Linked DNA regions of Mus musculus: region 2 is linked to region 1. The links are chromatin loops, found by intact Hi-C in ENCODE. Cell type or tissue: gastrocnemius. All regions are shown on one strand. Links, peaks and the distances in the headings refer to the core of each region. The heading gives the core; the rest is flanking DNA.

Region 1 (12,635 bases), core at 3,093-11,092:
TGTTTGGGGGACAGCCCTGTACACTGGGGGACACTTAGCTGTATCTCTGCGCTCTACTTGGAGATGCCAGGAGCATCCCTCATCCCTAAGTCCCATTAACCCAGATGTCAGCTGGCCCCTGGAGGGACACAGTTGCCCCTCGCTGAGAAGCACTGAGCTGACCCGAAGCAGATCTCCATTTCCAGCCTCCTCCGTTCGGTTAATCCGAATTGAAACCTGGTGGAAGGACTCCAGCCTCCTGTCCCTCTGAGCTGACACTGTGGCCCCGGGGCCTCATTATTTAAAAATAGTCACACCACTTAAACTTTCTAACAAAATTTTCCTCTGAGTAGAAGCTAAACATGGAAAAATCTCAGCCCCAGGGACCCGTGGTAACCTTCTCCTAAGGGCCTGGTTGTTCCGAGTGGGGATTTGGGTGGAAATCTTTGGCCTTCATAAACGGCTAAGTTTGCTGCAGGGCTCCCAGTTCCTCCCATGCACCTGGCTTTCTCTCCCTGGGGAGCCAAGTGGCAGGTCCCTGGGGCCCAGCTGTCTGTCCCTGCAGGGACCTTAACCTCGTCTGCTTTCCATTGCTGGTGTACTGGCTCTTAGCCCTGTGACTTACTTTTCCAGGTGACCCGAGTGAGGAGACATGAGGGGCTGGGGACAGGGACCTCATGTTGGGATTTGGATGGTCCTGGTTCTAATTCGGCCACTGGTACGAACTTGAACGGGAACTGTCAGGCAAGTCATCAGGCTAAAAATTCCAAGTACTGAGCTCCGGGATGAGTCTCTTGCCCAGCAATGACGGCTTTCGAAGTCTGAAGCTGGATGTCACTTTTGGGTGTAGCATTATTTTGAAACCTCCCATTTAACAGAGAGAGCCACGTCTCCGAGCCACCGTATGGATCATTTGAACCCCAAGCTCCTCGCCTTGGAGCCCAGAGCCCAGTGCACGGCTCTCAGTTCCTCCTGTAATCTTTCTTCACTTGGGCGGTCAAAGGGCAAGGTTGGGGCAGACCAAAAAAAAAAAAAGCGGGGTGGAGGCAGAAGTGAGGAGAGATGCTTTCTTCAAAGCCTGATAAACCTAGCAGGATCCCTGGATCCCACATAGTGGAAGGACAGACTGACTCCTGTGAGGTGTCCTCTGACCTCTGCACGGCTCTCTTGCATGCGTCTTCCCCCTCAATAAATAATATTAAATAATGAAAGCATCGAGGACGTGGCACTGTTCCCAACAGCGGTTCCACTGTCTATTTAGTAAAAACATCCCTAGGGGTTGGAGAGATGGCTCAGCGGTTAAGAGCACTGACTGCTCCTCCGGAGGTCCTGAGTTCAAATCCCAGCAACCACATGGTGGCTCACAACTATCTGTAATGGGATCTTCTGGTGTGTCTGAAAACACTAACAGTGTATTTACATAAATAAATAAATAAATCTTTTAAAAAAATCTATTTTTGTTCCTGAATTATTTTTGCTAGCTCATATGTGCAATTTACAAAGTAGAAGTTAGAGTTCAGATCTGGATCTTAACTAGTTAAATACTTTCAAACAATTTCAAATAGCATTTATGTGTTTGATATATGGAAAATTTAAGCACCTTAATTATTGATACACAAGCCTTCTCAACTATGTAACCCACAGCAGCTTTAGGAAATAACTTTGATGAGGGCCTACGAGATGGCTTAGCACATAAAGGCGATTGCTGCCAAACTTGGTGATCCGAGTTTGATTCCTGGGACCCATGTGGTGAAGGAGAAGAACTGACCCACCCTTATCTGTGTGCTGTAGAGTGTTCAAGCCTGTTCACCCACACATGTGCTCTGAGAAAACGAACAATCACATTTATAAGCCCAGACACGTGACCCAGTGTGTGGCTCAGCTCTGTGCTGATGTGTGCCAGACCTGGATTCATTCTCGAGCACTAGAAAAAGTAAAATATAAAACAATTCCCTAAAGATGCTGGGTTTTTTGGTGAGGCCATACCTAAATTGAGGTCAGTTTGATCTGAAATCGAGTGTCGGAATCAGCTGTTCAGCTGAACAACTTCAGGCCAGAGTTGGAGAGGTTGTGTTAACCTTGCTACATTCTCTTGGGTCAGAAGAATATAAAAGAATTGCCTCAAATATACAAACCGTTTAACTCAGACATCACTCTGGTGGGCTTAATGATCTTTAATGTGTACAATGCATCCCAGGTCTTGACTGAGTCTAAGATCTCATTTTAATGAGGGTCTTAGCTTCATCCCACCGAATTAAAGCTAAATCCTGATGAAGCCTTTAGTTTATTTGAGGGTGTCAGAGTCTCTCATTGTCTCAGTGAACAGTGATCAAAGATTTCAGCAAGGATGTGAACTGGATTTTTTTTAATTTATTTTTTTAAATGTATGTATATATGTAGTATGCATGCATGTGTGCCTGTTTGAGTCTATGTGTACCACATGTAAGCAGGTGTCCATAGAGGCCAGAAGGGGCGCTAGATACCCCTGAAACCAGAGTTCAGGCAGTAGTGAACTACCCAGTATGGGTGTTGGAAATCAAACCCAGTCCTTTGCAAGAGCATTAAGTGATGTTAACCCCTTTGGTCATGGATGCTAAGGTAATACATTTGTTCACTATGTTGATTACATATGTGACTTAATTTTAATTTCGCCATCATAGTCATGAACAGCGCTAAGTTGTGAGTGTCTTGGGCACTGTGGTATCAAACAGAACATGGATTTGGGTTTCTCTGGGAAGCTTCTGAGCTGTTACCCTGGTGTGGCTGGCTTTCAGTACATTGCGTTTATTCTAGGTCATTCTGGTCTTTATCTGGTCGTAATTGTTTTTAAAAAGAGTTATTGATTATGTATACAGTGTTCTGCCTGCATGTATACCTGCAGGTCAGAAGAGAGCACCAGATCTCATTATATACGGTAATGAGCCATATATATGGTCCTCCTGTCTCCGCCTCTCCAGTATTAGGATTACATCCATGTACCCACACACCTGGATTTCCTCTCTTCCCTGTGGTTCAGTAAATGGTTGGTAAGGCTTTGTAGATTGCTTGAGGAGCGGGGCACACCTTGCCCAGATGTTTTTAACTGTTGCTTGGCTCTGGCTCCCAGACTCATAATCTGCCCAGGGTCACAGGCATAGAGATCAGAACTTCTGCCCTGCGCCCTGGGCCCCAGGCCCTTGGTATAACATCCTCCCACTGACCATTTCCTTTCTCTTTTTACCTTCTAATACATTGACCTTTCTCAGTTGGCGTGGTTCAGGATGGAGGCACCAAGAGTGGCTCCCCACTGTCAGTGAGCACTTCCTTTACAACATGGCCCCTGGTGAATCCGTAAAGAGGGAGAGAATTACAGCATGTGTCTAGGGGATAGAGCAGGTGGGAGGTCATTTAGACTGATCAAATTGAAATTGGATTCAACTTAGGCTGGGGTGGTTTTTTAGAAGTTGGATGGATTAGGTAATGCATCCGCTGCCCTGAAGCCAGTGCTGGCCCACAGAGGAGCCGGTGCACATTTTGGGTGCCTCCTTGATCCAGAAAAGTTGGAAATGCTTGCAAGGGAGACACAGGTTAAGGTTGTTGTTGTTTTTTTCTAGACAGGGTTTCTCTATATAGCCCTGTCTGTCCTGGAACTCACTCTGTAGACCAGGCTGGCCTCGAACTCAGAAATACACCTGCCTCTGCCTCCCAAGTGCTGGGATTAAAGGTGTGCGCCACCACTGCCCGGCTAAGGTTGTCTCTTATCCTTCTTATTCCTGTCCCTGTAAGGCACTACTGACTGAGCGTTGTTTCCTTGCCCATCTGCATCAGTGTCTGCGTGTGCGTGCACGTGTTCTATAGCTCCTCATGGCTGTAGCTGCAGGAGTCAAGGAGAGGCAGGCTCTTCCACCACACTGACATCAAAAACAGCATCTTTGAGCTTCTTGCCTTTCCCAACTGTCTGGGAGCCTTGTTTAGCTGGAGAGAGAAGCCCCTGGTCCCAGGAGTCCCAGGGGCTTGGAGTGGAGCCCAGTGGGGGCTTCGTGTGTGTATTTTTAACAAGATCCCTGGGGTGGGGGTGCCCTAGCGAGCAGAGTCTGACACTCAGGGACAGAACAGGCTTGGGGCAGTTATGTCCCATTAGCTAGGCTCATGGCCTTGGGCGGTTCAGTGGTTACTCAGTGCCTCTGCTCTCTTCGCTCAACCCTTAAGGTACAAAGTATGACAATCAAATTTGGTATTAGTAAAGTGTTTATCCCAGTGCCTGGCACACTGTAAGCCTTATAGCTATGAATTCAACCATGACTAGATTATTTTTAAATAATAGTTGATGAATTAATAGCATGGTTATCAATAGACTAGTAGATACAGCAAGTATGTCAAAATCAACAAGTGTCAATTTTGCTGCAAATTTAATAGAGATATGGTTATATTTCAAACTCATGAATGCACGACTCTATATTACATTATAAGCATAACCATATTATGGCATCAGGCTGTTATAACATAAACGTTAATATTATAATAACATTGATGCTGGGGAATGTAGCTCAGTGGGTAGAGCACTTGCCTGGCCTGCATGAAGCCCTGGGTTCCATCCCCAGCACAGCACAAATGACATGAGGCGTTGCCACATCTGTATGTCTAAGCATACAGGAGGATCCAGAGTTCAGCATCACCCTCGGCTACATAGTGAGTTTGAGGCCAGCCTGGGCTACACAAGACCTGTCTCCAAAACATATAAAGAGTGTAATAATGTTCCTGGAAGAAATACCGGGGAACTGAGTGTCTATACTGTGAACCTTTGGCTCTTTGTAATGTTCCTTAACAGTAAGAGGAAAGATAGAGACAAAGTTGGCGCTGGAGATATGGCTTTGTGGTTAAGGGCAGATTGCCTGTATCCAATTCCCAGAATTTATATTGACCTGTTTACCTCTAGCTCCAGAGCTCTCTTCTGGACTCCATGGGGTGGGGTGGGAGGGAGGGAGAGAGAGAGAGAGAGAGAGAGAGAGAGAGAGAGAGAGAGAGAGAGAGAGAGGATGGAGGAGAGGGAGAGGGAGAGAAAGAGAGATGGCTGTCAGCTATCCTCAGCACAAATCAGTGGGCAATGGGATGTTCTACATCCCTTGACTGCCCCTGACTGACTGCACCCTGGGGTCCCCCATGCCTTGGGCTCCAGTCAGGGCAGAAGACCCAGGGTTCTCCTCAGCAAGGACCTCGCCTCTAGATGCAATAGACCCGGTTGTTTGAAACCTTCTCAGTCAGACAGTTCTCTCTCCTGTCAGCTGGCCCCTCGTGCAGGGGTGTTATGACAATGGTCGCCCTGGCAACCGCAGGATGGCCTTAGGCTTCTGGGTGCAGTGATTTCATTACCCAGGCGGGTTTGACAGCCTTAGAGCCTTGGCTACACGGCCAGGGATCCCGCCAGTCCTGCCCAGGCTGTACTTTGAGAAAGAACTCAGGGTTTTATTTCTGGAGGTCTGGTGGCCATTTCCAGCGATGTGCGTTTTGTCTAAATGCCAGGGAACACGGGCAGAAAACCCGCACCGGCTGATGGGGGTGTGGTGGTGGGGAGGTGTAACCATGGAAACCAGTAAACAAGATCATCCGTGATAAGGACGTGGGGGTGTGCGTGCGTAACTGGGTGGGCCTAATTTGGAAGGGAGAGCTCTGCAGGGTGGGAGGGTCACATCGCTGCTAGGATTGCCTCCAGATGATAGGAGCGACAAGTGCAAAGTCAGATCCTGTGGTTTCAGGCAGTTCGAGGCTGCAGGAATGGACTGTTCAAGGGCTGCCTGCATGCTAGCTGTATGACGTTGTCCCACACGTACCTCGGGGCGTGAAATGAGCCCCACATGTACCTCGGGGCGTGAAATCGGGGCGTGAAATGAGCCCCAGCCCAGGCTGGCTGGGAAGTTCACACAGGCTTGGAGGATCCAGGGCAACCCCTCTTCAGTGTTCCCCGCACCCTCCCTATTTTTCCAGACGCCTCTTTTTTTTTTAGCGAGATGTGACATGGCTTTGAGCAGGACCAAACCAAACGCCTGTGTATTTCCTACAGGTCTCTGTAGTTCGTCTTAGTTTAGGTACCGAGTGAAAAGTTTCCTGCTTAGGGATTTGAGACGCGGTTATTTTTAGAGCTGTCACATGTCTTGACTTTTAATTTTTTTTTTTTTTTTTTGGTGTGTGTGTTTATGCTGCTAAATTTACCATCGTGCTAATGCGGAATACAGTAATAAGGTGCGGGGGATGCTTGGTTTGGAGTCTGGGCCTGCAGACAATTTCCATTTGCTGTGTGAGGTGCCAGGCTTCCCTCTGGTGTGCAGATGGAGAATTGCACCCTAGGCTCCCTGCCTTGCTTGGAACTGCACCTGTGACCCTTGCAGGGCCTCAGAGAGTGTGCACCCTTGGACCAGCCTTGCTGTAATTTGAAGGTGGACCCTTTAAACTAATTTTTCCACATTAGCTCTGCGAGGACTTGAATTGAGGATGACCTAAAATTCAACTAGGCCACCAGGTAGGACGAGGCCACGGGGCGGGGCGAAGCCACCAAAGGTGTTTACCATGTGACTGTTTCAGTGGAGAAGCAAGGAGAGGACCCCAGAGAGAACATTAGATGTCCCAAGATCAGATCCTGGCCCTGCTTTGGTTGTGTGACTTTAGCGTGGGAGTCTAGCACCCCGGCCTTCATTTCCTCCTTTCTAATACACTTCCCATAATGTGACCCCTACATCAGCATGCCAACACATTCAAAAGAAGAAACATATAAGGAACCATTTAAAAATATAATTTAGCCGGGCAGTGGTGGTGCATGCCTTTGATCCCAGCACTTGGGAGGCAAAAGCAGGCGGATTTCTGAATTCGAGGCCAGCCTGGTCTACAGAGTGAGTTCCAGGACAGCCAGGGCTACACAGAGAAACCCTGTCTTGGAAAACCAATATATATATACTTTAGTGACGTTGAAGGATTTAATTATTATTACAGTGTTTTTCTATTGGTTACGTGGCTCAAAGCAAGGACCTCCTATACGCTGGCCATATGCTCTGCCACTGAGTTACACTTCGAATGCGAAAGGACTTAAAATTAGGAGCTGATGTTCACCCCAAGGGGACCTTACTGCTTTGCACACCCTCTACGGGGAAGATTTTTGTGCGGAGATTTCTGTGGGCAGTACTTCCGTAAAATACAACAAAAATGGCTCAGGAGAAAAGGAAACGGCCAGAGTAAGGCTGGCCTAGAAAACGGTCGGACTCGGCGGATACTTAAGGACTCTTGCCAGAGAGCTATGTGCCCCTAAATGCTCTCATCCCTGGGCTTCTCTGAAGGGAGCATCCAGGGGTGTGGTCTAAGAAGCTTTGCGCTTAAAACCAGCTCCCAGAACTGTGTGAGAAGGAAGGAGGAGGGGCCTTGCTGGCCTTAGCAAGCCCAACACTTGCGCTGTTACTGTTTTGTGCTAGTGGATTGTTGCTGGGTAAGAAGCCAGCGCTCGGCTGCCCGGGCTGACCCTTGGCTGTCCTCCCTTGGCTCTGACCACATGGCCTCTGACACGGTGGTTTGTGTTTGCAGTGTTGTCTTCCCACAGATGGATGGGGGTGATCAGCTCAGTTTTCTCCTTTCAGCCCACAGAATGGTACCCATATATTTAATTATGTGTGGGTCTCCCCACGGTGATTATTCTCATCTAGAAACCATGGGATTTCTGAAGCCTGTTAGCTTGTCTGCCAGGATGGAGAATCCCATGCTCAGTGAGTTAGACTTGGGTACTCGGGTTCAAGACTTGGGTGAAATTTGTTGGCCTTGAGCCTTGATGACCTTGGGCCAATGACGTAACTCTTCCGGGCTTCAGTATTTTTTTTTTTCATAAAGTGTGGAAGGTTTAAATAAATGATTGCTGGAAGGTGTCCATCAAAGGACCATAACTGACAGCCATGAGAGTGCCGTGTGTGACCGTAGTCTTGGGGAAGCAAGATTTTTAGGTAAATTTATTGTCATTAAACTGGGGCTGGAGAGATGGCCCAAGAGTTAAGGAAACTCACTGCATCTCAGTTCCCAGTGTCCGCATGTGGCTGCTTACAACCACCTGTAACTCCAGCTCCAGGAGATCTTATGCCCTCTTCTGGCTGCTTGAGGCTTCTGGATATAATGGATGCAGGCAAGCACATACATATAAATAAAATACATTAATACATCGAAAGAAGAAACTGACACTATCAAACCAGGCATCACTACACACATCTGTAATCCCCAAATTCAGGAGGCTGAAGCAGGAGGGTCAAGAGTTTAAGTCCAGCCAGGCAGTGGTGGCGCATGCCTTTAATCTCAGCACTTGGGAGGCAGAGGCAGGCAGATTTCTGAGTTCGAGGTCAGCCTGGTCTACAGAGTGAGTTCCAGGACAGCCAGGACTACACAGAGAAACCCTGTCTGGAAAAACCAAACCAAACCCAAACAAACAAACAAAAAACCCAAAAAAAAACCCAAAAAAAACCAAAAAACCAAAAAACCAAAAAACCAAAAAAAAAAAAAAAAAAAAAGAAAAGAAAAAAAAAAGAGTTTAAGTCCAGCTTGGACTTAGCAGTAAGACCTTGTCTGAACACATGCACACACATGCACACGCACACAGACCCACACATACACACATATAAACACATGCACACACATACAGACACTCATACAGTCTAAGGGTCTGAGCTCCCCTTTGTCCCGTTCATTGGGCTTTCCTCCACGTTAGTAGGAAGATCATAGATCTGCAAAGACCTTCTGAACTCTAAAATCAATGAGAACAACCATGGATGGCAGCTGATGTATCTGAGTTTCGGTATGTGTATGTGACGTGCATGGCACATGTGTCTCACATGTTCGGATGGGGGCTACCCATGCACATGGAAGCCAGAGGATGCTGTGGAGTGGCTTCTCTCGCCATCTCGCAGAGGGAGTCAGCCAAATCCAGAGCTCGCCCATCCAGCTGGCTCGCTTGCCCTGCCTGGGGAGTCCTCCGTCTTCAGCTCCTAAGAGCTGGGATCCTAGGCAGGCCACCATACCCAGCCAGCTTTTATGTGACTCGTGGGGATCCCAATTCCAGTCTTCTTACCTGCACAACAAGTGAGACAGGACAGAACAAAACTGGCCGTGCGCGCCCTGTGCACACACCTGTGTGGTGGGTGTTTGAGAAGGGAGGATTCAGGGAACCTAGATGTTGGCATCATGTGTCTGGATATTAACACGGTGACAAGGCTTGCCGAGGGGGAATGTCCTCCACGCTCTGCCCTTTGTCTCCGTATCCCCGTCCACACCACGTAGCCCACTCTTCTAGCATGTTCTCAAAGGCAAACCTAGACGTTAGACGGCTATACGTTCCTCACAGTGCCAGCAGGGGGCGCACATCAGTACAGAGGAGGAGACTAAGAACAACCACCAACAGCAACATCGACAAGGGAAACCTGTCGCTTGCCATCACGTCACCCGACGACCGACAGCTCTCACTTCCCATGGCCCCAGAGGCGTGTTCTGTACATCACGCACGGGTTCATAGTGCTGAGGTTGGAACCTGGGTCTGCACGTGGGCTAAGCGAGCGCTACACTCCCAGCCTCCCTTTTTCTTTGTTTTTTTTTTTAATCCAAAATTTTAGTTTTTATTTTTATTTGATCTGTATGGGTGTTCTGTCTCCACGTAGGTCTATGTGCCATATGTGTGCAGTGTCTGGAGGGACTGGAAAAGGGCATCAGGCCTGGTGACAATTAAGTTTACTTGAGAGACATTCATGTTGGCTCTCATTCTCTCTCTCTCTCTCTCTCTCTCTCTCTCTCTCTCTCTCTCTCTCCCTCCCTCCCTCCCTCCCTCACCCCTCTTTCTCTCTCTCTCTCTCTCTCTCTCTCTCTCTCTCTCTCTCTCTCTCTCTCTCATTCTTTCTTTCTGATTTATTTTATGTAAATGAGTGCTTATCTTCATGTACACCCGCATGCCAGAAGAGGGCATCAGATCCCATTACAGATGGTTGTGAGCCACCATGTGGGTGCTGGCAATTGAACTCAGGACCTCTAGAAGAGCAGGCAGTGCTCTTAACCGCTGAGCCACCTCTCCAGCTCCAGCCCTCATCTTCTTATTGTCTCTTATAGAGCCTTGATTAACTATTGAAAAGAAGCAAACACTGTGCACAAAGAAACAGAACCACATCTTGTTGCTTGTTACCGTTGGGTCTCCCATTCCCAGAAACAGTCTTACTCTCCAGTATCCTGTGCTTGGCACACTGGTATTGACTGCCCCCCTCCTTCCTACTCCTCCTGCTGCCCCCCTCCCTCTTCTCCCCCTCCCCCTTCTCTTTCCCTCTCCCCCATCCCTCCCTCCCTCTTTCTCTCTAGATTGATTCCTTTTTATTTATTTCTTTCTGTTTATGAGTTTTCATCTGCATGCATGTATGTTCACCAGAAGAGGGTGTTGGGTACCCTGGAGCTGGAGTTACAGATGGTTGTGAGCTGTCTTGTGGGTGCTGGAAATCAAACCCAGGTCCTCTGAAAGAGCAACGCTCTCTCTTAACCTCTAAGCTATCTCTCCAGCCTCCAGTATGGCTGGCCTTTCTTTGGTTAATGTTGTTAGTAGGTATGGAACCAGCCAGGAACAAAAAGAAACAATGTTTCTTTTTTATCCCTGCTATGGGAACAGAGACATGGGCCAGGTCTCTTCAAAGAGCCTTGGCTAGCTCATGGGTGTGTGTGTGTGTGTGTGTGTGTGTGTGTGTGACTTGGAAGTCACATGACAGAACAAAGTGTAGCCCTAGGCCTTTCCCCCAACTCTGTTTCCTTCCTTCATTCTCTTAATCCCCAGAGGACCAAGGATCCTTCTGGAAAGAGGCTCCCAGTTTACGTTTTGTGTAGAGTGGGAGAGTCTATTTATCCAGAGGTCTTAGAAACCACTACCTACTGTTACATCATATATTTTGTCATTTTATTTGATAGTGTGTGAGCAGGGCTTCTGGAACTTTCTCCACCTATACCCCCTTATCACTGAGAAATGTTCATGCAACTGGGGTATGCAGGTGTAACCATTCTGATATTAATGCTAAGTCATAATGAAGTTATTTTAGAGTGGTTATATATGCATATATATGATGTCACTATTTATTAAAGATGAGGCAGGTGTGTGTAGTAGTGAGATGTGCTTAGAAGAAGTAGTGCTTACTTATTTTCACACAAATAACTAAATCTCGACAGGACGCTTGGTATTGGACACCGCAGAGTGTGTGAGGGAGTCTGGGCAGTTTCTTAGAGCCCATCGATATTTTGGTTTTTGGATTGTCAGTGCTGAGAACGCTACTTTGCATAAGAACAGAATACAAGTCGGTAGAAACATTCTGAGCACCATTTCAGAAAGAAATTGTGACTTTTAAAAATAAAATAAAAACTCAAGACAACTCAAACAGCCTTCTTCTTCTTCTTCTTCTTCTTCTTCTTCTTCTTCTTCTTCTTCTTCTTCTTCTTCTTCTTCTTCTTCTTCTTCTTCTTCTTCTTCTCCTCCTCCTCCTCCTCCTCCTCTTCCTCCTCCTCTTCCTCTTCCTCATCTTCCTCCTCCTTCTCTTCCTCCTCCTCTTCCTTCTTCTCCTCTTCCTTGTCTTCTGTTGTTTGTTAGGCAAATCTTCTATCACAATGGATCCACAGCTGATCTGACACTCACACACGGAGGGGCTGTGAGAGGAAAGCATTAGAAGTCTCTCGCTTTCTGCCTCGGTGGTTCTCTAAGCACAGAAAGCCCGATACACACAGCGAGACGCTGCCCTTCTGACACAGTGGTCTCAGTGCAAGCTGAGGGGCTGAGCAGCGATCACTGCTGTTGGTGTCCAGCACCCTCGGGACAAAGTGCACTTGTGTGTTCAGACCGAGGCTGCAGTGAAGTCCCAGGAGGCGACACTCCTGAGCTTTGTCAGAAACACCCCAGAGTCTTACGTGTTTGATTTGGAATTAGTTTTTGGCCATTGTTCATTCAGAAATGTTTCCACTTCCCCAAACTTTCCGGACCCTATGATCAGTTATGTACGATTCATGGTTAAGGAGCCGGGGTATGGGGTTCCTTTGTATGGCTGCTTCACGGTGATTGTGATAAGTTTCTTATTGGTGGGTCTCCAGGGTGTTGAGAGTCCTATGCTCTTTCCAGCAGAACTGTAAAACAATATCCTTGGTCACAGTTACTTCTCAAAACATGGATGCCATAGGATGAGTTTCTAGACATGGAATTGTTGGGTCAAAGCATTCATATGGTTAAAATGGTGAATACTACCACAAAGAGGAGCCGACATCCTGTAACCACCGCAGCAGAGTACCCAGGACTACCTGTTTGCCCACTTTCACCAACACCGTGAAAAAAAAAATGGGTGACATCTTAGCTCACTTTTGTGGCACTGTAACAAGAGGCCAGAAGCCAGGCACTTTATAAAGAAAATAAATGCGTTTGGTTTATGAGACTGGCAGCTGGGAGGCCCAGACAGCCTGCCGCTCTGTAACATGCTGGGGGAGGGGAGAGGCTGATTGCTATAGAGGGACCAAGCATGAGGGGTTCTAGCTTCTTAGCCACCCACTTCCAAGGGATGGTTAAGGGTTGGACTTTTGAGACTATGGTAATCCCTTCTAAGGGTGGTGCGGCTATGTCTGATCCTCCTCCATCAGGGCGTCACCTCCCACCTCCCAGTCTTCTC
Region 2 (12,635 bases), core at 2,721-10,720, 400 kb before region 1:
TATGAGTACACCGTAGCTGTCTTCAGACACACCAGAAGAGGGCATCAGATCCCATTACAGATGGTTGTGAGCCACCATGTGGTTGCTGGGAACTGGACACAGGACCTCTGGGACAGCAGTCAGTGCTCTTAACTGCTGAGCCATCTCTCCAGCCCCTGAGAAGCAAAATTCTTAAATATGGGGATTATCTACTGAAATTTTTAAAAAGCATAAAGGACAAATGAGAAATAGAAAATACTGTAAAAAGAATCCACTCTCTCCAATCAATCTTATCTACAAACTCCTTTTTACTTAAAAAAAGAAAAAAGAAAAGAAAAAGCCTTCCAGTCCTGCACAGAGGACTCACGGAATTGGTAGTGTCACCTGAAGGTAAGGATCTGGGGTCTTCCATGTCCCTAGTTACAAGTTTAGAGAGATGAGTCGCAATGGTGGCTAGACAAGCATTAAATGTTAGTATTCAATGGAAACATACGCTCTCTTTGGTGATAGCTATGGAAATCTGTCTGAAGTTGTCAGGAGGGCACTGATTTGGGAAGAGTGTAGGGGAGACAGCACACAGACACTGTCACGGATGAGGTTTCTTAGGTCGCATGGCCTTGGGTGACCTCTGAAGTTACAGACGACAGAGGCGCCCGTATCCCCATCCGCAAAGTTACTCCACATAAGTACAACGCGGTGACCAGGCACTGTAGAAGGAGGATAGTTTGCTACTGTCTCACCCCACCCCCACGGGGCCCAGCCCCTCCAATGAAACACACTTCCACATGCAGTACTGGAGGGCAGGGAAGGCAAGGCCATAGCTAAAGTGTCCTAACACCCTTAGTGACAAACACCAGACACATCGTGGGAGCTCCCAGCAGGGGTGCACGGTGGTGAGCACAGAAGACTGGGGTTCACCTCGGCGACCACTGGGGCTGTCAAGATGCTTACAGTGTGGGGATCCCGCAGTACCTGTGGTGACTGTGGGGTGGAGGACAGTAGAAGGCAGAGAAGAAACAGACCACGTGGCAACTTAGTGAATAAACATTGTTTATCCTGTTTTCTTAAGAATCCAATGGGAGAGCGGCCATAAACAAAGTGATTCTGTACAGTCTTCCGTGGAGGCACACGACTTCCTGTGGCTCCCCACACCCACAGCAAAACAAGGTGTGGACAGCCTACTGATTGCCCCGAGATGGTGACAGTCGCTCGGATCCGCTTCTTCTCTCGTGGCCTGTGGCGGCTAGAGCAGAAGGAATCTCCTGCTCAGCCACACCAGTCATTTCTCCAATAAGAGGCCCAGGGAGCAAGAGGGCCATGGCAGGTGGCTTCGCTGGGGCTCAAGCAGCACGCAGACTTGGCAGCTGCAGCATGACAGAGCTCTCCTTGTCACTAACGTGGGACAAACCTCGGGGGAGGCTGGAGGTTCTTCGATATTGAGCGGTCCAGTACTGCAGTGGGTCCAGCTGCAAGAGCGAGGCACCCACCTTGCCACCGCAGCTATGGGGAAGGGAGAACCCACATCACAGTAGGGCACGTGATGAGATCCTTGTAGCCACTGGGAGCCAGAGGAGTTACAGACGGAGACCTCTGGAATTCCCACTTCTTCCACCCTGAACAAGGACGGGCATACCTAAATGAATCGTGTTCGCTGGAAACTGCTCAGAGCAGTGACTTAGCATGTTAGGGACATGCCACCCCTCTCCCCCACCCCCAGCCCCATCCGTTGGCTGCAGTGTCCAGGGTGAAGACACTCACGCAGTCATTGGAGTAGAAGCCCAAGGCAGATAGATGTTCTATATCATTTATTTCTCCAAGAAAGTGGAGCCAGGAGAACCCTGCCCCATGCTTCCGGGCCCAACTCGGCAGGCAGGCACACAATCTGCCCAGCAGATTAGGCGGGAAAGCATACCTGCTGCTCTTCAAAGGCCTAAAGATAATTGTTAAAACGAGCTTCCCTTCAAACTCAAAGGAGGTCTGAAAAAAGGATCAAGTATAAACAAAACGAGACAAGAGAGGAATTCAAGGAAGGTGGGTGAACCCCTCTACTCCGAAAGCAAGAGTCTCTCTGGTGACTGAGTTCTGGAAGAGGCCGAGGCAGGAGAGAGCGGCACAGAGATGGAGGTGGCGGCCATGTGAGCGCCCTGAAGACTCCACAGTGCTCCCCATGTCCCAGGCCAAGGAGCTAGTCCCGGTAAGTTAAGAATTTTCTATTAAGAAGAAAACAAAACAAAAATAAAAACCACTCCAGAGAAGGGGTCAAGGGAGGAGGAAGCTCGTAGAAAGTCAAGCCGCTGACCGCCGGCGGATCACGAAGAGCCCACGCTGCAGCTGGCCCACGTAGATCCGCATCTTGGTGCTGTCGCTGGTCTTCCTCACCCAGATCTATGGGGACAAGACCAGAGAGGGTGAGTGATACGGACTCCGCACGGCGTGGGTGTGGCCGTGTCGTGTGGAGGGCCGCTGTGGAGCACCCACACCTCTAATAGCGCCAGCTCCACTTCTGCCTCAGCCATCAGGACTCTGGACTTGGTGATGGTATTTTTCAACCCCCAAAATATATGCAATCTGGAGCAAGAGTTTTTCAAAGCAATTTAAAAATATTTCCCTTGCCCCAAGGAAATTCCCTCACTTAACCTTCAGCCCCAGTGGGGGTGTTCTATGAGCTACTTCACCCACAACAGTCCTGTGGGGGGCACTTCAGGTGCTCCACTCACAGTACCTCTCCTCCCTAGCTTTCCATGGCTTGAGAAATTAAATGGCCTAAGGCAAGGTTTGCAGCAAGCCTGCCCTCACAGGGCTCTGCAGAGAGGGCTCCCCTCCCCTTCTCAGGCGTCAGGCTGTCTGTTTACTCCCAGTCTCCCCTCATTTCTAGTGTGAGTAATGAGTGCCCAAAAAGAGTAAGCAGAGTGTAGCTTAAACTAGAACAGGCTGAAGACCCAGCATGAGGCTAAGCCTCCTACTAGACTGTTTAAATAGAAAACTGACCCTAAGGGGGTCACCCACCCACTGGCCCACCAGCCAAACGTGCTCACAAAGGCCAAGCAGCTCCAGAGTATGCGGCAATGGGTCTGAACATGGGCTGGGACACTCCCAAGGACTGAGGCTGCCCCTCATCACCAGGCACAGAACTGTGACTCTGAGGCATGGTCCCTTTGGGAGCCCTTGGCACCACACTGGGTCACTGGACTACACTGGCATTCTGTGACAGAATGTGAAGGTCTTCATTAGGTCCCAGAGATGCCTGTGTGCTCCACAGAGCAGCCCACCATGCAATTGCAAGCCTTCTTGGCTAGGGAGCACCATGTCTTGGTGGGGAGCACCATGTCTTTCTGGTGGACTCCCGGCACGCCTCTGGCTTAGAGGCGACTCTCACAAGCAGCCTAGGAAACAATGAACGGCTGGCTCTCCTTCATCTGAGGCTATCTCCAACTTCCAAGCAAACTATCATTTTGCAAACTGGCCACATTTGAGAGCATTTTTGATTTCAGAAGCTGAGAGAATTCTGGGGGCTTAAGTTATTTCATAATCCAGTTTCATTAGATTTACCGTGCACTAACAGAGGAGAGACGCATAAAAATCAATTCCTCTGCAGACATTTGTGACTGATAAAAGATCAAGCCAATGCGGCTATGAAAGTTTCAGACTTTTTAAAACTTATAATTGTATGGGTGCGACACTGCTGACATCTCCTCTTGAAGGGCCAGCAGGAGCCCTAGGGCAGTCCCTAAGGTAGCACACGAGCCGCTCCAAGTGCAGAGAGGATGCCTGCCTGGCAGCTCAGTCCTGTCAGACTAGAAGAACAGCCAGGAGTGGCAGGCCAGCAACACCAGCACCCAGTTACTGAGCATGCCCTGGGCCTGGGCCTCATGCCCAGTGACCCACTGTCCTCACAGACAAGTATGTTGGGATGTAGGAAGGTGGAGTAAGCTCCAGACAAACGCCACTGTCAGCCTGCAGCCACTAGAGGACACCAGAGTGCTCACTCGCAGTTTGCTCGCTCCAGCTCAGTGACTCTCAAATCTGTAACTGCACAAGAGTGCACCATGGCCCATACAGAACTGCAGGACCCGGCTCAGGCAGGCAGAGAGGCTCAAGGGTACTGCTGACGGTTTCCCCACATAGTGCTGACACCCCATCCCCCACCCCAGGAGACAGGATCGCACTGCACTTCCCGGTCAGGCTTTTTATCAAGTCTGTTATACTTTCAACACTTCTCAGAGCCATTTGCTCTCGTGCTCGGGGAAGAGATCGGACGCCTACCTCGTTGGCTCCCACTGAGCTGATCACACAGCTCAGCTTCTGGTTGTCCTTAGATTCCAGGTAGATGGCCTGGCTCTTGTGGTACCTGCCAAAACCAGGACACAAACAAAATATCAGGACGGAGGGAGGGGCAGGAAAACAAACACCACAGTGACAGAAACCATCACTTCAACAGTCACAGCAACACACAACCGAGGAAGAGCACGGGCTTCAGAAGGAGACAGACAGACAGGCAGACAGGCAGGCTTCCACCCTGACACTGGGTGTCAATCATTTTCTCCCTTGTTTGAGACAGGGTCTCTCACTTAACCTACAACTCTGATCCTGCTAGACTGCTGGCAGGTGAGCCCCAGGGAGCCTCGGCCGCAGCTTCCCCATCACCACAATGATGGTGCATGTGCCACCATGCCCGGCCTTTTACTCGGTGCTGGGGATGCAAACCCAGGTCCTCACGCTCACACTTCCTGACCGCACATCTTCCCGGCTTCAATAAGCGCGTGTCTTTACGCAGAAAGGTAGAGAAAGCTCCCTTCTGAGCAGGGCATTGGACACAATACAGACAGGGAACACAGAACCACAAGGGAGGGCCAAAGGAGGGAAAAGTCCCACAGAGCGGGAAAAATCAACTCAATTCTACGTACTATCAAAAATCCTAATGTTATCATAATAAAATTAACTTCATTTTCCAAAACCTGACCCACTCCACAGCTCTAGAGTCTCAAGGGACCCCACTGCCACTGGAAACAGGCCCTGTAGTCAGGTGACAGCAAGAAGGCACAACCTAGTCAGCAAGGAGAGGCTTTGTCTCTGGTCACATTTGCAACTTCAGATTTAAGGCAGGGCAAGGAGAGGAGAGGGAGAGAGGGGGAGAGAGGAAGAAAGAGAGAAAATGCGTGCGCACGCACGCATACATACACACACACACTGTACTGCCTTTAGCTAGCTATTTTAAAATCCCAGTTCTCTCCAGAGTGTCTTCTGTGAGGGGTCATTAGTCTACATCAAAGCATAAGGCACACTGACAGCGCAAACTAAATGACACGGAAAGCAGGGATGGAGGCGAAGGTGGGATGCAGTCAGATCACGCCAAGATGGAGCCCTAACCCGCACGGTCCTGGGGCCGTCATTAAAGCCCCGAGGAAAGACACTTTGTGCCTCTAGAGGAGACATCAGGACTCAGAAGCTCCGTCAGCCAAGGCTGTGTCTGTGGAAGGGAGGACAGAGGAACCCTCAAGGGACAAAGGGACAGCAGCAGAGAGCGGGGCCTGATGGGGACAGGCTGGTTCTAGGCAGGGGAGGCCTCCAGACAGGGCTTCCCAAGCCCCCTGCAGTAAGAACGGGGCAGGGCAGGCCCAGCTGTCAACTCCATAGGACTGACTCTGGAGTCAAAGGGAAATCACTAGACCAGGAAAGAAATCGACATCCTGGAATGTGGGTAGCAGCACAAAAAAAAACCTTCAAATTTCAACGAAGAGGCGAATGTCTGGGAGACACCATCTTTCGGACCTTTTCTGCTTATGCAAGGAACCTGGTGAGTTCTGACACTTCAAACCAGAAGCCCGTGCTGAGAGGGCCGCATGCCAGTGGTTACAGGTTTCTCTTTTTTAAAAAAAGGGAGGGAGAGAGGAAGGAAAAGGAAGAGGAAGAGGAAGAGGAATAGGAAAAGGAAAAGGAAAGGAAAATTTTACTACATTTTCCTTCTCAAGACATTTCATAATTTAGGAACAAGTCCAGGAAGACGGAGAGTGGAGGCCACAGTTACGAAATGAACGCCACCTGAAATATCACACTGGCTGGAAAACTCACAGATCCATAGAACCATTAGCCATAAATCTCGCCGTTCCCAAAGGCCATTCTTACATGTGGGCCTGATCTTTAAAGGTTATTTGGTTTTCATTATTACAAACATTAAAAAAAAAAAAAAATTCTCACTTTGCCTCTAGTGTTAGGCAGCTAGGGGCTGCCACCTAGTGGTGCCAGTAACAAACAACAAGCAAGGCCAAGACAGGAACACCCATTGACCCACAGGAAGACCAGAAAAGAGCCACCAGTCACTGCAGCAGGCTGACAGACACTAAAACAGGTTCAGGCCCGACTTGATCTCTATGCTTCCAATGGAACAGTCTGCATGGAAGGATCCACATCCCAGATTTGGCCAACAGGGAAAAAATATCTGTATTAACATAAGCCTCAGAAAATAAGCCTCATGTGTCAAAGTGACATCAATACTGGGATTAAAATTATTAATCTATTAACTATTAACAGATTAACTATTAAACAGAGCATATTTACACAACATCTGTACCGCAGTTGATATAAGAAAGATGGAGTGTGGGGTGGGGGGAGGACAAGCCACGGCAATTGTGGAGGCCAGAGGGGCAGCTTGCTCCGGCCCCAGCCCCTCTGCAGTCCCAGGATTCGTTTTTATGTGCACGCTGCAGTTTGATGCCGAGAACTGAGCACTATGGTTTTGGCCCTGAGGTGCTGGGTTCCAGCATGGACAGTGAGAGTCGACTAGACATGCCAGGTAACGTGTGACTGCCACCAATTCGCAGGGCCACCGCCTGTCGTCAGCTTCTGGCTAAATGAAAACACTAAGACAGGAGCTATCACAAGGCTGTTGTAAACAGTAACGACAGAAGCTCTCTACTGACCCACACCCCTTCCACACAGCCAAGAGAAAGTCAGGGCATAGCCATGTCCACGTACGGTGCCTGCCTGCCCAAGACATTGAACAGTGTTGGACTGGGATGTCTAACCGTGTTTGTTGAATGGATAAAAGTATGAGCTTCCAATCAGTCCCAGGCAACCAGGACGGCTCATCTAAGTGTTTTAGGATATAATCTCCCAACCACACTTCCTAGAATACCTTGAAAGTGACAAGAACGTCTGAGAAAAGGGTCAAGTGAAAAGCATCTACCCTGAGACCCTGCAGCGTTGAGAAGAGCGCCCACCAGGCTCAGGTAGCAGAGCCTCCTCCAGCCTGGTTAGAGCACAAAATCCTCCTCTCCTGTCACCTTTAACACAGAGGAGGGGGTGGAGGAGGACATATATCCTGTCATGGTTAGATGGGGACAGCCTGAAACCCTAGTGTGGAGATGGCAACAAGGTACAGAAAGACCCAGGGGACACATGTGGAGAAACACTGCTCTGTGACCTCAGAGGCAAGCAGCTACCAGCTGCACTCAGTATTCAAGACTCCGAGTCTGGGCCACAGTCCCAGCACCAGCAAAAGAAATTAAACTAACATACAGAGAGGTAAGCTGAGAAAACACCGAGACATCATAGGCTCGCCCGGCCCCAACCCTCCAGACCGCTCTTCAGAGGCCACTGTGAGCAGTCCACCCGCCCCACAACTTACCATCTCTTATCATAGTACAGTTTGCCATCTTCTATCCGAGCCTCAAACCTCTGGGCTGGAGACTCTGCAGGTGTGGCAGGCAAGTGTTCAGGAGAGGATGGGGAAGCTGGAGGAATTAGAGATGCCAAGACGGCAAGCAGACAAGTGAGCCTGGGCCTGAGCAAGGGGCCCAGCAATGCCACGCAGGGACTGATGCACCGGTGCGGCCACAATCCCGACCGCCAAGTCCTTGAGGTGTATATGGAAGCAAAGTCACTGTGCTGCCTGGGTTGGGTGCAGTGGCTAGCCACAGGGGCCTCTGGCTATTCACAGGGCCAGTGGCTATTCACAGGGCCAGTGGCTATTCACAGGGCCAGTGGCTATTCACAGGGGCCTCTGGCTATTCACAGGGCCAGTGGCTATTCACAGGGGCCTCTGGCTATTCACAGGGCCAGTGGCTATTCACAGGGGCCATTGGTGCTGACTGCATCCACATTTACAATGTGGTGACCCCTCATTGCCAGAGCACCACACTAACTGTTGATGTGGATACCAAATCAGCACAGCTCACTGAAAACCTCTTGCACGTGTCAAGGGTGTACATACGCCTTGTCTCCTAACGAGGACGAGGACAGCCTGGGCCTCCCTAGGACCCGAGCACCACAGACAGCTACATACGCCTTGTCTCCTAACGAGGACGAGGACAGCCTGGGCCTCCCTAGGACCCGAGCACCACAGTCAGCACTGCAGGGTCTGAGCTCCAGACAAAGTTCCCCATGGTTGCATGACTGGAACTGAAAACGGTCCTGAACCTAAGGCCCACCCGACACCCACTCAGAAGGGAACCCTTCAAGAGCCAATCAAAGGTCTCCTCTATAGTAAGTCCTAAGGAAAAGACAAACAGCACAGCTGGCTTTAAAGAAACAACACGGGAGAGACATGTTTATGATTCCTGCCCTTTTCACGACTCAGCATAATTCACTCCTGGAAACCCCACCTCCACTTTTCCAATGACAGGGTACAAAGACTGGCAGTGTCATCGGGCACTCACCTGGTCTCTTGGGTGACTTAAGCTGTAGGAAGAATAACAACAAGAAAGTCTCAGAGAAAATCATCTTAGAAGCAACATAAAGCATCAGAGATGTCATGGTGACTTTAGCAGGTGACAGGAACTTACGTCACAAAACACGTGAGCCTTTCAAGTACAGCAAAAGCGTCCCACCCTACCTTGTTCAGCGTCCTCAGGTCCTCCATGATCTGCTCGTCTGTTAGCAAGTAGTTCAGCTGAGGTGCCGAGAGTTAAAGAACTCGTGGGAAATGCATGGCTTCCAAGGAGACAGAGGCACCCAGGGACCCCAGTGCTTTGGGACTGGGGAGGCCTGGGCTACAGAAAGGCTGTTTTCAAGGTAAGACCTTGCCTCTTTAAAAAACTGACTCTCATGCTAAAAGTCACCAGGCACAGACGAGAACTCCACGCACCCCTCGTACACACTGCTCTGAGGGGAAGAGATGCTGCTACTCAACAGATGTCGCAGGGGTGGGAACACAGCACAGCAAGGTGACAATCTCATCTAAGGGAGAAAAACACTGCTACTCCCAAGTTTGAAGCTTTCCAGACAGACACGGAAAGGCTACTCTCACAGTGGCTTAGATCACGCTGTGAAGGGGAGAGGCCTGGAGCAGCACCCTCTGCTGGTTGCACAGTACAGCCCACGCTGGGCAAACTGCTACACTAAATCTCCCAAAGAGAGTGCTCCACGTTGGCCCACTGGCCACGTCCGTGGCTATATAGCATCTTCCATGAACACCGGACCTACTTGTGGTACAGTTCACGACCCACTAGTGTAAAGGCAGGTGACCGGTAGACTACGCATGGCAGTACACAACCTACCAGTGTAGAGAGAAGCATACAACTGGTACACTACAGCAGTCCACAACCCAGAAGCAGATAACTGGTGGGCCAGGGCAGTCTGCAGCCCAGTACTGTAGTCAGATAACCGGTGGGCTAGGGCAGTCTGCAGCCCAAGAGGCAGAGGTGGGTACCTGGGACCACAGCAGGCAGTGCTGCCCTCAATTTACACATTTCACTGTAAGCTGCTTAAAGGGAGTGTAAGAACAAGGCTGTTTCCAAAAGAGCACCTTTCTAAGTAACCATTTTCTGGAAACCTCTCCAACGAAAAGCAATAGTTGACTCCAGTGCTGTCTGGAGTCAACCCCACCTGTAGGTAAGTATCTCACATATGCTTTCCCGACCTGGACTGCCGCTGGCTCGTGAGACTGTGACCCTGCATACACTACTACACACACTAAGCATAGGAGTTCATGACTCAAGCTTGGTACAAATGGATATCAGGAGCCGGTTTTCTCCTCTTGTCTGGAATGGGGACAGGATCGTTTGGTCGCCTCCGCAATTTTCTGGTCATGATGGGTTTCACTTCCATAGAATCTGTGGCAAGAATGGAAGGGGTGAGTCTATCCACCTGTCCCTGGAGCCAGCAGGGGTCCCTGCAGCATCAGAACATCCATCCCACAGACATCCCACTGCAGCTATGTGACCAAGCACACTTAGTCTATGCATGAGCCCAGCCACACTCCCGTGGCAGGCTGCAAGCCCTGTGCTTACCGGAGTCAGCCAGCTGAGCACCCAGTCACAGGCTAGGAGACTGAAAAGAGCCTGGGATCAGGCAGGTACCTCATGTCTGCTGCTCCCACAGAGGCTGCGTGCTGAAGACCATGGACATAGAAAGCCCTTTTTCAAGGCCACTGACCCCAGCCAAGGTTTGTATATGAAGTCTTTGCTTACACACTCCCAGTTTTCTTCTATATAACCCTTTGTAGCTACCAGAGGGCAAGACCGATACAGCAGATGGGGAACAGGGCCGCCTTTCACTCTGGACTTCTCTGGGGCTTTAGAGGACGGACTCCACACAGGGAAATGTCTCCTCCCCAGAAGCAGCCACTCAGATCTGCTCTCCCCAGGGGGATGGGCTGGCGTGGCACCTGAGTCTGAACCTGCTAAAACTAGCAAGAGCTTCAAACAACAGCTTCCTAGGAGTCTGGTCAGTGAGCCCGAGAGTTCAACTAGGGCAAGCACAAAATCAAACTCCCAGGTCTGAAGCCCAGACCCTGGAGTGTGACAACTGGAGAAGACATCTGGGCAGGACACGCCTCAGTCATGTAACCTCCAAACAGTTAACTGCCTTGCATTAGAAGCCTCCCTGGCTTCTGTGAGACAGGCACTACCTGGAGTTGCACGGGGCCTGCTGCCTCACTCACTTCCTGCCCCTCCCCAGGGGCAGTTCCAGCTTCCCTTTAGCGAATGTTAACCATAAAGCAAGCTCGCCCATCTCCCTCCTAAGCAGAATCTAAGGGAGTGAGCTAACCCCAAAGCAGAGGCAGGAACCCTGGCTGAGCAGAGGCTGGGAGACAGAGGTCACTATGAGGTTCCATCCTGATGAGGGGAGAGCCCACCGTCCTCTTGCACAGCGCTGACTATAGTTAACTAGGTAGGTAACATTGAGCATTTCAGGACAGTCTCTGGATCCTGAGATTGTCAGTGTTTCCACTAGGAAACGGCGGCTAAAGTGGGGAGACGTATCAGTTGGTGAGGGATGCGACCTAGCGGTAGAGCACTTGCCTGGCATCATGAGGCCCTGGGTTCTACCCCCAGTTCTTGAGATGAAGAACTTACTATTTGTTTAGCGACTTGGGTAAAATAACAACAATGATTTGAAGCACACACTTCATTTGAGGCTTGCAGCAGACAGAGTGCGCGAGACAGGGCCCCACAGGACACACAGCCTCATCCATCTCCAGCAGACTAGCAGGCTCACCCATGCTGTCACACGTCACAGCAGCAGGGGTGAGCACATGGAGAGGGGGCAGGGAATGAAGTCTGCATCAGGTGTTTGGAGGGCAAAGCATGCTTGGAACAAAGGGACCAAGCTCCAAGACACCCAGGTCGCCCCGGGCAAAGGGCTGACATTGAGATGGAGCCCACCCGCCCCAGGTCAGGTCACCACATCACCCCCTACCTCACCCCCCACAGATCTTTCTATGCATCTTTCCCTGACTCCTAAAGCCCCTTCCACTGGAGCATCAGGCACTGCCCGATACAGCCACACTACAACGAGCCTGTCTCATCTTTACCTCTCCTTCCTTAAACCTGGAAGGTCTGGGAACTCCCCAATACTGTCTCCAGCCAGCAACCCGACCTCCCCAACTCAGTGGAGTGGAAGGAGCCAGTCTAATGCAATTAGAACAGACTGGCTTCGGTACTAGCTAGGTTTTTTGGGACTATAGGGACTTGGGGCAAGAGGCTGACTTCTGAGTCCATTCTGCCAATTTCAAACCTGGAAAATGACACCCAAATCCAGCAAAACTGTGCAAGTGAATGGCCTGCTAGGTGCCAGGCATCTGTTCTGTGCCAGCCGACCCTCCAGACTCCCCACTCCCCCTCACCGGGCAAGACAAGGCCCCTCAGGAAGAGGCCTGTGAGCCTGCTGAGGCGCCTGACACAGGAGATACCCATGAGATTTTTACCTCAACTATGGCTGCTCACAGGGCCAGCTACACAGCCAATACTTCCTAAAGCAACTCTGTGGGTTGTACTGAGGTCATGAGTAGCATCCAACAAGGGCTGGAGGGTTAGTGGACACCCTAGTGAGCAAATGTCAGGAAACAACACGAGCCAAGCGGCAACCAACTGGCCTTCCAGTCAGAGGAAAGGCAGACTGAAAGTGACCAGGCCTGGGCTACAGAGAGGGCTCAGACAGAGGACCCTGGTTCAGTTCCCAGCTCCTCCTCAGTCAGCTCAGGACCACCCATGATGCTGGCTCTAAAGCATCTGTGGCTCTGGGACTGCAAACACGTGGCATAAGCATGTGCATGCACAAGGGCACACACACACGTGCGCGCACACATGTATGTACGCACGCACGTACACACACAAAGATAAATCCGAAGAATAAAAATGGTAACACCTCTGATGCCTTAAAGGGCCTGGGACCTGTCTGGTTATCAATCTGGGTCACTTATAACCCTGGCCTCAACA

What was found. A loop is a pair of places that touch in the nucleus more often than their neighbours do. Peaks named below come from ENCODE experiments on the same cell type or tissue, not always from the same donor. Only the 100,000 strongest peaks of a DNase experiment are listed, where the experiment ranks them.
Region 2: it touches region 1 in a loop (4-fold over the local background); 4 of 42 quality-filtered maps call a loop at or near these places.

Annotation. Positions count from the first base shown.
Region 1 is chr5:117,487,903-117,500,537 of GRCm38, forward strand. The region is part of intron 1 of Ksr2 (kinase suppressor of ras 2); the gene reads left to right. Among named protein-coding and RNA genes, the nearest start is that of Gm42013, 9.9 kb to the left of the region's middle. In gastrocnemius, for the core only: CTCF peaks have their summits at 6,282 (motif pointing left) and 9,332 (motif pointing right); DNase peaks (open chromatin) are centred at 5,349, 5,584, 6,274 and 9,330; H3K4me3 peaks cover 924 bases; H3K27ac peaks cover 442 bases.
Region 2 is chr5:117,090,668-117,103,302 of GRCm38, forward strand. It overlaps Suds3 (suppressor of defective silencing 3 homolog (S. cerevisiae)), which reads right to left. Exons shown (of 12, transcript NM_178622.5): 7 at 9,933-10,028; 8 at 8,810-8,871; 9 at 8,634-8,655; 10 at 7,604-7,709; 11 at 4,243-4,327; 12 at 1,011-2,364. The coding sequence ends at 2,266. Among named protein-coding and RNA genes, the nearest start is that of Suds3, 19 kb to the right of the region's middle. In gastrocnemius, for the core only: CTCF peaks have their summits at 3,939 (motif pointing right), 6,202 (motif pointing left) and 9,268 (motif pointing left); DNase peaks (open chromatin) are centred at 3,920 and 6,222.